Linked DNA regions of Homo sapiens: region 1 is linked to region 2. Evidence: chromatin loops called from intact Hi-C (ENCODE). Cell type or tissue: chondrocyte. All regions are shown on one strand.

What was found. Peaks named below come from ENCODE experiments on the same cell type or tissue, not always from the same donor. Only the 100,000 strongest peaks of a DNase experiment are listed, where the experiment ranks them.
Region 1: it touches region 2 in a loop (2.2-fold over the local background); 3 of 110 quality-filtered maps call a loop at or near these places.

The regions. Positions count from the first base shown.
Region 1 is chr17:16,025,187-16,033,186 of GRCh38, forward strand. It overlaps TTC19 (tetratricopeptide repeat domain 19), which reads left to right. Exons shown (of 10, transcript NM_017775.4): 9 at 1,354-1,516; 10 at 2,188-4,218. The coding sequence ends at 2,336. It overlaps NCOR1 (nuclear receptor corepressor 1), which reads right to left. Exons shown (of 46, transcript NM_006311.4): 46 at 3,971-7,297. The coding sequence ends at 7,110. Among named protein-coding and RNA genes, the nearest start is that of TTC19, 29 kb to the left of the region's middle. RefSeq lists silencers at 36-236, 3,001-3,050. In chondrocyte, a CTCF peak has its summit at 3,171; no DNase peak of the experiment used is centred here.
Region 2 is chr17:16,211,429-16,219,428 of GRCh38, forward strand. NCOR1 (nuclear receptor corepressor 1) reads right to left here and starts at 4,106. Exons shown (of 46, transcript NM_006311.4): 1 at 3,934-4,106. PIGL (phosphatidylinositol glycan anchor biosynthesis class L) reads left to right here and starts at 5,782. Exons shown (of 7, transcript NM_004278.4): 1 at 5,782-6,033. The coding sequence starts at 5,799. RefSeq lists enhancers at 2,902-3,818, 3,819-4,734, 4,312-4,371, 5,558-5,807 and a silencer at 3,572-4,041. In chondrocyte, CTCF peaks have their summits at 4,255 and 4,455 (motif pointing left); DNase peaks (open chromatin) are centred at 3,793, 4,203, 4,764 and 5,773.

The sequences.
Region 1 (8,000 bases), 190 kb before region 2:
ACAGAAGGGGGAATATAAAACAAAGGCTTCAAAATTGAAGGGTGTGAAATGTCACACTCATTGGTAACAGGATCAGCAGATGGTCCTAGATCCTCCTTGGTCCCCAGTCTACTCATTTTCTTATCACCAGCACCCTCACCCCAACTACTTGTTTCAGAAAGGATTTGAGACTAGTTATCAGTTACTAGGTCTGCCCAGAACTTTTTGCATGATCCATGGTTTGCACAACAGAGCAACCTTTCTACAGAGCAGGACTGGTCAGGCTTCAATGGACACAGCACAGTATTTCAGAGTGGGGTCTCTAGATACCCCTATTAGAAGCTTATGAGGAACGGTTTAATACACAAATATCCTTGCCTCCCTTGCCCCACAGTTAAAATGGCAAGAGGTGAGGGAAGGGCAAGGGACCACATTAAAAACACTTAAACCATTGGCATATTATAGAATTTAAGTATAACGTGTAAAGCTCTGTGTTAGAACATTAAACACATTGAATTGAAATCATCTCTTTGGGTCTCCCCTCCATCCGAGTAAGTTCTTAGATGTAAGGAGTGCATTGCTTTGTCTATGAATGCTTGCTACTGCCAATATAAGACATAACAATTTTAACTGAATGTGTCCCAAGGCTGGGGTACATGGGTAGGGTGAGTAATATGTTTTGGAAGAAAAGGGAGGTTGAGCTATGAATTATCTCCATGAAAGGGATTTATAACTTATTATGAAGAGTCCCTTAATGGAGTGAGGAATAATAAACAAGCAAGTACAGAATTCAGATCTCCAAGTACTAGAGTCAGGGGGCTTAAAGCATGGCATCAGTGGGGAAGTAGGTATGGAAGTCTACCTCTTCCATACTGAAATTCCATTTCAGTAGCCAAATTAAAAAAACTCCTACTGGGCATCTTCCTAAAATAGATGGTGTATTTCTTGTTTTTGATGAGCCTCAGGGTTATCAGCAGGAACAACATAATACAGTGGGGCTCCAGAGGCAATCAAACCATAGGAGGCTGGCTTCTCAAAGTTGCTCAGCCTTAAAGGAGATAATATGTGTAGCTTCTTGCTGTTGTTTTTCATTTGGTGCTTCTAACTGGGTAATTAGTTGGATTAATAAGCACTGTCTGTTACCTAATTTCCAGATTTGTATTATTTCCCAAAAGGTCGAACTAACATTGTCCACTGTACAATGTGATTATGATTAACAAATGCCCACAAATTTGTTAAAGAATGGTATCCCTCATCTTTTGTGGAATGCTAGGAAAGATGAAATCTTATGTATTCAGAGTTGGATGCACTCCACATTAAAGTTCTGTGAAGGCATGTTTTTAAAGAAAAAATTGTTTTTTCTTTTACATACAGACCATTGTGCTGATGAGTGACCTGGCTACTACCCTGGATGCACAGGGCCGCTTTGATGAGGCCTATATTTATATGCAAAGGGCATCAGATCTGGCAAGACAGATAAATCATCCTGAGCTACACATGGTACTCAGTAATCTAGCTGCAGTTTTGATGCACAGAGGTAGGTAGCAATGTAAACTTAACTGACTTGCTTTAAGGGAGGGATGTCACTGGATTGATAGATTTGTGAAGTGGTATGTAGGGAGGGCAAGGGCCAACGAATAAACATGTAAATTAAAAGACTGGTTGAATGGCAGAAAAAGGAGGTATTGATTAGGTTGAAGTACTATTGTGTTCAATTCACGTAACTTCTACAGACCTGCACTAGCCTGTCGAACCCCATCAAGCTGGAGAAAACCTTGCAATGATAGTACCTTACGTCAGTAGTGCTTTACAGATTTCTAAATGTGTTCAGTTACAATGTGTTTCTCACAGTGTGCTGGTGAAGCTTTATGACAGGAAGTATCATTTTGTCAGACATTTCTTAGTGTCAGCACACTATACCGATCATTTTCAGAAACCTGGGATGACAGGTGTATTACACATACCACCATTCATGAAATCTTGGGCTCATCAAAGTCCTCAGGATATACTGGAAAGGGCCGTTAGGAATCCCACAGCATTCAGTGGAGTTCCAGCCTGTCAGATGGGGATGAAATGAGGCAGCACCAGCTTGTCGCTTCATAAGCACACAGTAAATTAGCCCTATATCTGCATTCATGCTCTCTCTTCAGAATCACCTTGAAAACATACACTTTCTTCTTACTGTCCCTTCTCTCTGGGTTATTTTAGAACGATATACACAAGCAAAAGAGATCTACCAGGAAGCACTGAAGCAAGCAAAGCTGAAAAAAGATGAAATTTCTGTACAACACATCAGGGAAGAGTTGGCTGAGCTGTCAAAGAAAAGTAGACCTTTGACAAATTCTGTCAAGCTCTAAATCCATTTTTGTGTAGGGAGAATAATGTCTAGTAATGTGGAAGAATAGCTATCATTCCTGTCTCTGTGGCACCCGATCAATGGCTTAAATCTGTCGTTTTTGATATTCAGGTTTCCTCAATTTAGCCTTAGTGAAGGAGGGGTTGTACACACTGCCATTTTTGTATTTTAAAGGAAAAATGACTTTCATTCCCAACTGATTATGACCTTTCAGGATGTCGTCAAGTGATGCTTTCAGTTGTAACACGTGACTTGGTGCTGTCCCTGCTGGTCTAAGTAGAACTGTAGATTCATATGGGCTGGTGTTCCTGTGCGCTGTGGGTGTGGTGATTCAGCCTGGCATTTCTACCATAAGTTTTTGGTCTGCTGATTTGCTGCCCTGTCTTCTCTTACTTTACTTTATCAATACCTGGCAAACTGACCAGAATTACCTTCCTCATGGCAAAGGGGGATTATGGTGAATTGTTGTTCTTATAGTCTGTTTCATGAAGCACAAGTGGAATTTAATACATAAAAGAGAAAAATATCTTAGTTTGCTACCAGCATCCAGCATGAAGTTGTAAAGTGGGGATTAGGCACGTGACAGTATAGCACCCATTTGAATTTAAATAAAAGTGAACCATATTTATCTGGTTATATAAAACTAAAAATGGGGGTGTTTATATAAAACTAAAAACTAAGAATGATGTAACCTTTTGTCTGTGTTATCTGAACACTCTACTTCCTTTGCAGCCTTAGTCACACAACTGAGTCATCTCAAGTACTCTTTAAGGACACACAGCCCAGGCTGTTCTGAGTCAGAATAGGCCCCTACAGGTATATTTTAAAACTCTTCGTAATTCTAATGTGTACTGCTGGTATAGCTGAACTACTGACCTGGATCTTAGTCCTAGCCTTTTTGCTTTTGCAATTTCAGTATCTTCATCTCTAAACTAGGGAAACACTGGGATTCTTTCTTAGCTGTGGGGGAAGGTATTTGGTTAGATGACTTTGAATGAATAGACTGCTGTGCTGAAAGAGCTTTATCACACTGTCTCAAAGTATGTAAAGATACATAGGTGGATGCTCTTACTGCAGCAGTCATGAATACATTTTTAGCCATTTACCTAAGGAAAAAGACAGTTTTTCTAGGTACCATGAAGGAAGATTGACCCTGTTGGTATGCCTGTGGGGGTGGGATGTGAGTGGGACTGATAAACTGATACTTTTGGTTCGTATGTACATACTGGAAGAATCTTCATAATAAATGAGACTACACAACAATATTGTATGTATCCCAGTAATCTTTGCATTTCTCAAAAAAAAAAAAAAAAAAAAAAAAAAAACTTTCTGAAGAAAATAAAAACACCAGAAACCTTGAGGTCCAAATCCTCAGGGATTAGACTAAAACTAGAGTTTTGTATGTTGCAGATGTAAATTTCTTCCTATTTTCTGTCTAATCTCATATTATTTACCATGCAGCTAATGCCGTTTACCAAGTCTAGCTCAGAGAGATAAGATACAATATAAATCAGACTGTTTCAGTAGAAACCAGTATTAACGTATGGTGATTTCTTAAAAAAATTAATGTCAACCACTCACCTTTTGCATTGAGAATGTTTTTACCTTTTCACAACTGCAGGGGTTACTGAAAGGTTTTTCATTCCAAGTTTTATTTATTTATTAATTTTAAATCATCCACAGTGACTCAGCTCATGGTCTCGTTGTTGGAAACACTAGGAGTTTTCAGGACAGTCTCTTCATGTGGGTGTTTTCATTACAGTTCATTTACACTGTTGTAAAATAAGGTACTGAAGCAAAAGGAGGACTGATCTCCTTTACTGATTGGTCTAAATTCAAAAGTGAATTGGTTAAAATCGTGTCATTAAAATTTTTTAACTGTCCAATGGTCACTGGAGTTTTCTGGGCATAAATATTTTTAAAATAGAATCACTCAGTGTACCAAAATTAAAAGCATTATGAAATTTGCAGTCATAAACATGCAGTGGAAAACTGGCTGTCAGAATACTTTTATGAAGAGTATTAGGAAGACCTTAATTTAGTTCTGGGTGCTAAAAAAATCACGTGTAAGGATATAGTGTCAGAACACTGAAATCTAAGTCTACAAAGAATATCATGTTTTGGTTTGCAGTGAACCACAGTAAGTTGTCAGTGCTGCTCTGTGCTTACCACTTAAATCATGATAAGGTGAACCTCCATAGGTAAACCATGTGAGAATTCTGTCCTTTCATTTATTTTGAACCAAGAACTATTATTGGATTTTAACTCTCATTCTGAGATTTCTTCTCCAGGTGATGGTAAATAAAGTAATACGCACATGCATTATGATGAGGATGGAGGGAGTGGTTCACAGCACCTCACCTTCGGGTCCTCAGGTAGAACTGCAAGAGTAAGAAGTTAGGCTCTGATCTGACATGTTCTCAGAAACTATACGGTTGACCTTCAAATAATGCAGGAGTTAGGGGCATAGACCCCCTAAGTAGTCAAAAATCCACATCTAACTTTGACTCCTCCAAAACTTAACTACTCATGGCCTACTGCTGACCAGAAGTCTTACGGATAACATAGTCGATTGACACATATTTTGTATATGTATTATATACTGTATTCTTACAATAAAGTAAGCTAGAGAAGAGAAAATGTTTGTTAAGATTATAAGGAAGAGAAAATATATTTACTATTCATTAAGTGGAAGTGGATCATCATGAAGGTCTTCATCCTTGTCATCTTCATGTTGAATAGGCTGAGGATGAGAAGGGGTTGGTCTTGCTATCTTGGGTGGCAGAGGTGGAAGAAAATCCATGTATAAGTGGACCCACACAGTTCAAACCCGTGTTGTTCAAGGGTCAACTGTATTCTGACTCAGAATAGCTTAAGACCCTCAGGGTCATAGAAAAATACCATCATAATCTCTTTTATGGTAGGTTGGCAATATAAATTATTAACAAACTCTAAAATATTACCAGTACCTGAAAAAAAAAAATTCAGCAGAAAACTGTGAAGTGGAACATTTAGTCACTGTTTTTCATTCATTTTGAAATTTTTATATGTTTACATATATCTGTTGTAAAAAATACCAACTTTCCAAGTACTAGGAATGCTGACCACTAAGCCTGATCTAAAGTTTATGTTGGGGACCTCAGGTATACAGGAGTGGAACAGGGACAGGAGTGAAAGCTTTGACTGAAGACAAATGTGGGCTTATGGCCTATCTCTGTCACTAATTTAACTATATGGGCAAAGTACTAAACCTGTGTCTTCATCTGTAACATAGGGATTAGACACCAGTGATAGGAGGGTCTTGGTCAGTAGCTAATCACAGAGCTGCTTCCTTAAAAGCCTTGAGTACTTTTGTTTAAAAGTTTAGGTCTACTTGAAAGTCTGTAAAGTGCTAATTTTTATCATCCTGAGAGATCTGTTTCTCCCCTTTCCAGTTACCAGTGGCATTCTCCCAAAACTGTTAGTATCTATGTTATAGAAAGATACTTAAATGCTATGATAAATTGTATGAAAAAAACTTTAAAATTCAGCAAGCAATTCTTAATGAAAGATAAAACTGGCCCTCTAGTACCATAATTAGTTTAGAATTCAGTCTTTTAAATTATTTGCACCTTGAGACTCTGTGAAATGAAAACATTTAACAGTAAACTCTTGTCCCAAGGGAGCAAAGTGAGAGTAAATGCTGGTCCATAGTGATGGGGAAAAAGGACTGTGTTCACCATGAGTTTTTCAGGATGCAGCATAAAGCTTATCTAAATACTACACAGATCATTATCTTTTAACCCAACCAATCATATATTCAAACTAAGGGAAAAATATGTAAGCTTTTCCTTTGGAACCTGAGACACCAGGAGCCTTAAACCACAAATAATCTACTGTAGCTATGGACAGGGTAGTCAAATTTATTTCAAAACAAAAGCTTTGTTGGGCTGCATCAAATGCAGGAGAAAAGGAATACTTAGGGGCATGGTTAAATTACCAGTGTGCGTAACAGTGAGGTATGCCTCAAATAAGCCTTTAAAACTTTATAAACTGAACTAGAACATACCCATGCAGTAATATTTTTTCAGTGCTACTAATGAAAAAAAAAAATTAAAGCCTGCACTGGAAATTTACAATATGGCAGAATTTGTTACTTTTACCTTTTGACCCTAATGTACAGATTTTATGACAGGGTCTGTGTTAAAAATCTAAACATTTTCACAAGATTTTAAACATCACTGGAAAGCTGAATTTAGAGGAAACAATATCAGATAAAAGTACAATGCCCGTGACAGCCAACATTATGTAACTGGGCTGTATGAGGTTGTTTAGAAGGCTAGGGTTAAAAAGATAGATAGACAAAAAGATTTTTAAAAATCACCCCCAAAGTTGATGCGCTGATTTGAACATAAGTACACCAGATACTACAGCAAGGGGATATACACTGCAAAAAGGTCATCTATTTACAGAAGAGTGATTTAAAGACATTATGGTTTTCTTTACAGATGTAAGAACAGCAACTGTTCACTTTTTAAAAACTCTACATCTCAACCCTCCACTATTATTATAGTCCACTGAATTGCCTGTATCAAAGGCAGTTTTTTGTTTGTTTTTTTCCCATTTGACTCTCCAAATGAACTTCCATCATTTCTTCATCATCTGTGGGCTGGCTCTCCTGAAAAGTCTCAGGGAATAAGTCACAGGAGGGCAGGTTTTTGACCTGCTACTAAAAATTAAACCACAAAAACTAGAGATCCCTCTCCTGCACCCTGTTCCCCTCACTTTGTGCAGTTCAGTCATCACTATCCGACAGGGTCTCGTACTGTGCTGAGAGCAGTGGGGCAGGCTCTCGCTCCCAGATCCTGTTCTGTTGGTGAGGAGCTGCTTGGTTCACCGCAGAGGGAGCACATGCAATCGGTGTTGGTGGAGTACTGCTGAGCATCCGCATAGTCAGAGGGTTATAAGGAAACTGAGTTGAGCCTGACAAAAGAAAAATTAGGTTTTCATTGTCATGAACATAACTGGTATTTCATCCAATCCAACTTTTGTAGGATGGAGTAGAATAGGATTATTGTAAAATGGTCATGTGACACCATGAAAGCAAAATGAATACAACACGGAATGGCCAAAGTCTCACCACTTAAATCCTAGCCAATGATATATAGCAGTCAGTGCGGGTCCAAAAAAGAAGAGTAACATGAGTAGCATATGAGTGAGGGCTGCTGAGCCCAGAAGAGAAAGCCCAGGCTAGATTTTTAGTTAAGTCTATATCAGATGTTTCCATGGAGAATCACAGAGTCAGGTTATAGCAAGAGCTTTCTTAACTCTTCAAGAGAAATGCAAGAGTATAGTTCTCAGACGACAATGGACAAGTACCCAGGAACGTCTGCAGACTGAGGGGCAGCAGGATGCAAGTCATCTGCTGAATCTCACTGGGCAGATTTTAAAGTCTACAAGATTGAGAAATGAGGTAATTAATGAACACTGCTACCCTTCATCAGTTTCTAGATGTTTAACTGTCCCCAGAAAGCCTCCTACAGCTTAAGAAAACGCAAAAACAGGCTGGGCGCAGTGGCTCACGCCTGTAATCCCAGCACTTTGGGAGGCCAAGGTGGGCAGATCACCTGAGGTCGGGAGTTCAAGACCAGCCTGACCAACATGGAGAAACCCCATCTTACAAAAT
Region 2 (8,000 bases):
CGCTCTGTTGTGCAGGTTGGTCTCAAACTCCTGGCCTCAAGTGGTCCTATCACCTCAGCCTCCCAAAGTACTAGGATTATAGGCATGAGCCACTGTGCCCTGCCATTAACATTTTATTTTAACCAATTTTGTTGTTTTTGAGATCGCTGTTAAATAAAAGTAACAGCAGGACATACGGAAGAAGCAAACTGTCTGAAGAACTCCATAGGAACATTCGCAGTGTTTCATACAGTCTCAGACTTTCAAATGCAAAGAAAAAAAAAATAGGTTGTATCTGAAGACTATTCTAGTAATATTTTGACCACACAAGCTACTGGGGTAGGAAAAAAATGGTAGAAGAACAGTATAAGTGTTCAAGGAAAAATGCCACCACAAGAAAACCAAAATAAAAAACAGATGCTCCACATACGGTTATTACTACATTACAGAAGCTTTTCATAGTTTTCCAGTGCTCTTAAAAAGTGCTAATAGAAAAAGAAACAAAATGTTTTCTTAACCATTTACATGTATACATGTATTTTTTGCATCCTCAAACCTGAAAAGGACCAAATATAAGATAATCTATAGGGCCGGGCACAGTGGCTCACACCTGTAATCCCAGCACTTTGGGAGGCCAAGGCGGGTAGATCATGAGGTCAGGAGTTCAAGACCAGCCTGACCAACACGTCTCTACTAAAAATACAAAAATTAGCCAGGCATGGTGGCGCATGCCTGTAATCCCAGCTACTCAGGAGGCTGAGGCAGGAGAATCACTTGAACCTGGGAAGCTGAAGTTGCAGTGAGCCTGAGATCACGCCACTGCCCTCCAGCCTGGGTGACAAGAGCGAGACCCTGTCTCAAAGGAAAAAAAAAGAAAAAAAAAAGATAATCTATAGACTGAGTTATTTGTGAATATAACTGATCTGCTCGACTATATTTTATAACTTTCTAGTATTTAGTAGTGTGCCAGAACATAAAAAGCACCTCATACTGGTTGAATATAAGTGAGTAAACAAAAATATATGAATCTCTAATCTACAAATAAGACTATACACAATAAATTCTGATCAATCTTTACTAGTTGTTTTATATCATAGTCTAGTAAAATCCAGTATCTTAAGTAAAAGAACAGATGGAACTAAATATGCAAGAGTTCCATCATTCCCAGGCATCAAGAAGAATTTGAAATTACAACTAAGATAGATCACAGAATACAATTAAAACCAAATAACCAAAACATATTTTTTAAAAAACAAACAGCCTGACACTCACCTACATCAACCCCCAGTCTATCCAAAGGCCTTTGCCTTCTACAGCAGATAACAAAGGTAAGAAAAGAAAATTTCACCAATTCATAACACAATTTTTTTTAATGCTTTTAAGGCCGGGTGCAGTGGCTCACCCCTATCATCCTAGCACTTTGGGAGGCTGAGACAGGCAGATCGCTTGAGCCCAGGAGCTCGAGACCAGCCTAGACAACATGGTCAAACCCTTTCTCTACAAACAAAAAAAAAAATTAACCAGGCGTGGTGGCCTGTGCCTGTAGTCCCAGCGACTTGGGAGGCTGAGGTGGAAGGATCACCTGAGTCCAGAGGTCAAGGCTGCAGCGAGCCACTGTATTTCAGCCTGGGCAAAAGAGACCCTGTCTCCAAAAAAAAAAAAAAAAAGCTTTAAAAAAGTTATTAACTAATCTAATCTTTCCTATAAGTTAATTTCCATCATTTCATTCTTTTTTGATTAAGAGGATAGGCAAAACACAAATTTTACTGTTTTTTAAATCCAACAAGTATTCAATTAAAAATAAGCCAGGCACGGTGGCTCACGCCTGTAATCCCAGCACTTTGGGAGGCCAAGGCAGGCGGATCACGAGGTCAGGAGATTGAGACCATCCTGGCTAACACGGTGAAACCCCGTCTCTACTCAAAGTACAAAAAAATTAGCCAGGCATGGTGGCACGCGCCTGTAGTCCCAGCTACTCGGGAGGCTGAGGCAGAAGAATTGCTTGAACCCGGAGGCGGAGGTTGCAATGAGCTGAGATTGCGCCACTGCACTCCAGCCTGGGTGACAGAGCAAGACTGTCTCAAAAAAAAAAAAAAAAAAAAGATAAAATCAGCGAAGGGCCTATCCTGCTCTCAAGAGATAAAATAGGTACATAAATACCTACAAGATAGAAAGTGTAAATGCCGCGAGAGATGTGCAGAAAAAGCATTACAGGAGCCCAGAGGGAGCTGTTACCACCTCACAGAAATATAACCCCTTCAATCTGTTTAAAACAATTTTATAACTATTAACTCCCTTTAGGCTCACAACAGCCAACCCTAGGAGAGTAGATGTTTACCTAATATTCAAGATGAGGAAACTGAAGCACAGAAAGGTTGATCAAGTTCCAAAATCACATAGTTAGAGCAAGAATCAAGATACTTTGTATTATATTTTCTCCGGGGGAGTAGTTCAACATATGGCAAGCCTTTTGTAAAAGGAAAGAGTATTTTAGTATTGTAAGTAATCAGTTCCTACTGTGAGCATTTTATACATAGCTATATCCATATATACAATTAATCTTGATTTCCATTAACAGGTGTGCTTAAAGCAAGGCCAAGCAACTGGGTACTATAAATATTAAAACAAATAAATAAACTTCCACCGGATGTTAACAGAAAAAGAAAAAAAGATACAAGATTTCTCTCTCCAGTAACTTGCGGTTACTTCTTCTGTAATTGTTACCCTTGTCTAAATAACATTCTAAAATTGGTCTGCTCCTGAGCCCGGGCAAGTACAAGTTGGTTCATCCAATAAATATCTTCATGAAAAGGTACATCAAAACATTTTAAAAAGCTATTAAAAATTAAACGATGCCATCAACTCTTCAGTTATCCACAGGACAATCACATGTGACCCAGCATCAGCAGCTATTGATCAAGATATATTGAACGAATGAATGAATCTTTGTAGGCATTTTTAAATCCCGGGCCTGTTGCTCCTTGCACAGTGCCATGTTCAGCCTTCCATCACTGCCTCACCAGGGTGCACACAAGGAATGTAAATTTCAATATAATTAGGATATAATTAGAGAAGCAAATCTGATGCAGGTTTACATACTAATCCCAAAGATTAGAATTACCTATACTACTACTCTCCAAGGTTAACTCTGTGGAAGAGGCACCGCAGCATGCAACATCACATAAAGAAAACTGACACTTCCTGAGCAAATAGTTTTCGTCCATATCACTTATTCCCATCCATTCCTTTAATACATGACTATTCCTGATCCAGTTAATTTGAAGAATTCAGTCTCCTCTCCATAAAGGCTGATTTCACAACTACAGTTTCTCAAATTCCTCTCTCCCCAAAAAGGGGTGCACTTACGGACTTCGCTTAAGAAAACACCAACAATAAACGGCAGAAGGTATAGTGTTCGGATCTTTGCCATCTCCACCAGTACCCAGCCTTCGCCATTACACCCTGAAGCGGTCTGTTAGAAAGGTGAACTAATTTACTCTGCACGCACTTGTCCATGGCTGTCAACCTCCGCAGCCCCTTCTACACTTCCAAGTCGGCCACCAACTCCGCCTCAGTGAGCCCAGGCCCGCCACCTGCGCCGGCCCCACCCGGGGCACCGGCTGCCCGCTCTCCCTCGCAGGCCCTGTAGGCTCCGCACGCCCCTCCGCACAGGACACCTCGGGGCCAGCCCCGGCCCGGCCACAGCCCATTCTTCCTCCAAACTCCATAAGCCTCCGCTAGCCCAGCCCGAGCTCCCCGCCGCGCCCGGCTCTCTCCTGGGCTGCCGAGTGGAAGAGGCCAGGCGGCCAGGACGGGTCCCGACCTGCCCAGGCCTGCGACACCCCCCGCCCGGCGGAGAAACCGTCCCAGCGGCTGCTGCCCCGGGAGCCCTCGGAAGCCCCCGGACTAGCAGGAGCCCGGAGGCCGGGGTTGCAGGCGCCAGGGCCTACTCACCGGGAGCTGGCTAAGCGTGGGAGCCGACGTGCGCCCCGGCCTGAGGAGTGGGACGCGGCCACGGCGCGCGGCCCTACACCGGGACCTCGTTCGGCGCGGCGAGTCGGACGCTCACTCCAGCCGCCGCCGCCGCCGCGGCTGCTGCTTCGCCACCTTGGCCGCCATCTTGACTCAACCCCTCTCCCTCCCCCCAGCCCGCGGAGCCGCGGCTAAGGCGGCTCCAGCGCCGGCTCCTCCTCCTTCCGGAGAGTTGGGAGACCAACTCCCTCCGCTGGCCGGGCGCCTCTCCTACCTCGGCGGAGCTTCCCGGGTCGCGCTGCGCCCGGTCTCTTCATGTCTCCTCTAGGCCTGGCAGCGGCGGTCCTCTCGGACGGATACGGGGCCGAGCAGCGCCCAGCCGGATCCAGCGCTGCTGCCATCGTGCCCTGGGCTTGTGCGCCCCCCGCCTGCCCGTCTGTTCCGCGCGCCCGAGGCCTTCCTCAGGCGTGGGAAAAGGAAAAACTCCAGGCCGTGGAAGGGACCCTGCAAACCCCTCCGCGGCGTGGTGGGGCGGCGGCGGCCTCCTCTGGCCGGAGCTGCGTACAGGGAAGCCGGTCCCCTCGTGGCTGGGAGCTGGAGGGGTGCATTTCGACCTGCCCAAGATACTTTCTAGGGCTCTGGCTGGAATTCGCACCAAGCCCTCACTGAAATGCTGGGCGAGGCCGATTTGTCCACGATGTTGCTCCTTAACCTTAAGTTACTTGCAAGAGGAGCCTGTGGCCCTCGCGACTGTTAAGTGCACGCTCAGCCTCACCCTGCTGGGGAAACGACGGTTCCTCGTAACCGCACGCATACGTTCCTTTAGAAAAGCCAGGCCCGACCGGACGCAGTGGGTCACGCTTGTAATCCCAGCACTTAGGGAGGCCGAGGCGGGCCATCACTTAAGGTCAGGAGTTCGAGACCAGCCTGACGAACATGGAGAAACCCCGTCACTACTAAAAATACAAAAATTAAGCGGGCGTGGTGGCGCGCGCCAGTAATCCCAGCTACTGGGGAGACCGAAGTGGGAGAATTGCTTGAACGCGGGAGGCTGAGGTAGCAGCGAACCTAGGTCGCGCCACTGCACTCCAGCCTGGGCGACGGAGCCAGACCGTTTCAAAAAAAAAAAAGAAAGGGCCGGGCGCGGTGGCTCAGGCCTGTAATCCCAGCACTTTGGGAGGCCGAGGCGAGCGGATCACGAAGTCAGGAGTTCGAGACCAGCCTAGTTAACATGGTGAAACCCCCTCTCTACTAAAAATACAAAAATTAGCTGGGCGTGGTGGCGCGCGCCTATAGTCCCAGCTACTCGGGAGGCTGAGGCAGAAGAGTCGCTTGAACCCGGGAGACAGAGGTTGCAGTGAGCCGAGATCGCTCCACTGCACTCCAGCCTGGGCGACAGAGCCTCTCAAAAAAAAAAAAAAAGGTAAAGAAAGCCATCCAAAAGTGAGAAGGAATAACAAAGTTGGTGTAACTGGCTATTTTGGAAAACTGTCATACGGATAACGGGCTGTCTAACCCTATAATTACGAGAAAGGCCCGAGTTTTAAGAAATGAATTCGAAAATGAAGAGGAAGGAACTCTTCCTATAAGTGGGAGCTTATATATAAGACGCTTCCTTTTAAACCGATTGTACAGTGTGGTAGGACTAGGGTAGGAAACTGGACGGCATGGAGACTTCTGTGTTAAAACACAAGAGAACCCTTAACGTTAAAACCTCAAGCTTCCGGAGCATGTCGGCGGGAGGGACTTAACAGCGGAACCCAACATTCCCCGGTGAAGTTTTCCAGCCGGAGTCAGGGTCAGAGGCAGCCTTTCCTACTGCGCAGGCTCAGTGCTGCTTACCCATCATGGAAGCAATGTGGCTCCTGTGTGTGGCGTTGGCGGTCTTGGCATGGGGCTTCCTCTGGGTTTGGGACTCCTCAGAACGAATGAAGAGTCGGGAGCAGGGAGGACGGCTGGGAGCCGAAAGCCGGACCCTGCTGGTCATAGCGCACCCTGACGATGAAGCCATGTTTTTTGCTCCCACAGTGCTAGGCTTGGCCCGCCTAAGGCACTGGGTGTACCTGCTTTGCTTCTCTGCAGGTAGGAGGCCATAGGAGGGGCGATGGGAGCCGGGGCTTTGAAAGGGATTTAAGTGCTAACCGATCTCAGTCGCCTTCTTCTCGAAGTTTTCCGTAGGGAGCTAAGTGAATACACCGAAGGTCTTACCTCTGAACCCCTCACAGCCTAGGGACAGGAGCGGCCGGCTTACCTGGTGGGTTGGGGGACGTCGGCAGCTCGCGTACTACGCCAGCAGGATTGAGGAGCAGAGAAACAGTTGCAGTTGGTTGTATTCAGTACCTGCATTTCCGTTGGGAACTCCACCTGTACTTGTTATTCTGTGGAACTTTTTTTTATTTGTAGAAGGAGCAAGAATATTGACCTTACTATATAGCACACGAAACAATCTATGCTGTATCGTGCCTGCTCAATCCTTAAAGTTAACTTCTAATGATAGTAAAAGACCTTCCTGCTGCCTTTAAAATGCAGCTTGTGCTAGTAACATGCATGTGTCAAATTGAAGAATTAGACATAGATGACTAGATAGAAAGTAATTTTGTAGGTAATTTTAGAGTTCAACTCCACCCAGCTTTCAGTGAAGGAACCTTTCAAATAATAGATTTTTGCTTACCATAGAGAAAAGATCAAATGACAAAGCAAATATTGACCATTAAGCTGGAATATGGTGATAATTGAACAGTTGTATAAATGAAGTAATTGAATTGTACACATACAATGGGTGAATTTTATGGCATGTCAAAGTATACCTCAATAAAGCTATTTTTTTAAATTGCCCATGACCTCTTTTCCCATTTGTTTGTGTGTCTTTCCAATTCTTTTTCTATACAGCTTCTTCACAGAAATCACATTTTATAAAATTTTATATCGTTTTTACTCGACATTACTTTTTCATTTATTTACCAAATACTTATTAAACATTTATGTGCTAGGCCTTATTCTATGCCCTAGGGATACAAAAGTGGAAAGCTAGATAAGAGCAGTGTCCTCATGAAACTTTAAACATCTACCTATATTAATTAGATCTAAATGTATAGCCTGTTAAATGGCTTCATCGGGATAAACCTTAATCATCCCTTATTGTTTGTACATTCAGAGGGTTTTTTCCTAGTTTATTGCAAAGAGCAGAGAACATCTTTATGTATTTTATATTATTTCATGAGTATTAATTTTTAAAATTGGCTGTTTTTAGGCTTTGCATTGCAAAACACATTCCCAAAAACAAAATGCCAACTTACTCTTTTTTTTTTTTTTTTTTTCTGAGATAGTCTCGCTCTGTTGCCCAGGCTGGAGTGCCGTGGCGTGATCTCGGCTCACTGCAACCTCCACCACCCGGGTTCAAGTGATTCTCCTGCGTCAGCCTGCCAAGTAGCTGGGTTTACAAGCGCATGCCACCACACCTGGCTAATTTTTGTATTTTTAGTAGAGATGAGGTTTCACCATGTTAGCCAGGCTGGTCTCAAACTCCTGACCTCTAGTGATCCACCTGCCTTGGCCTCCCAAAGTGCTTGGGATTACAAGTGTGAGCCACCATGCCTGGCCTACCTATTTACATTCTTACTGGCACTAATGAGAGTATCTGTCTTAATATACTACTTTCTGTAGCATTGACTGACATTTTTTATAAATTTTTTTTTTTTTTTTTTTGAGACGGAGTCTTGCTCTATCGCCTAGGCTGGAGTGCAGTGGCGCAATCTCGGCTCACTGTAAGTTCTGCCTCCTGGGTTCACGCCCTTCTTTCTGGGACTACAGGCGCCCGCCCGCCACCATGCCCAGCTAATTTTTTTATTTGTTTTTAGTTTTTAGTAGAGACGGGGTTTCACTGTGTTAGCCAGGATGGTCTTGATCTCCTGAACTTTTGATCTGCCCGCCTCAGCCTCCCAAAGTGCTGGGATTACAGGCGTAAGCCACCACACCTGGCCATTTTTTATAAATTTCTTAATTTGTTTAGTATCTTCTCCCCCAAAAACCTTTGTTACCAGTAAAAGTAA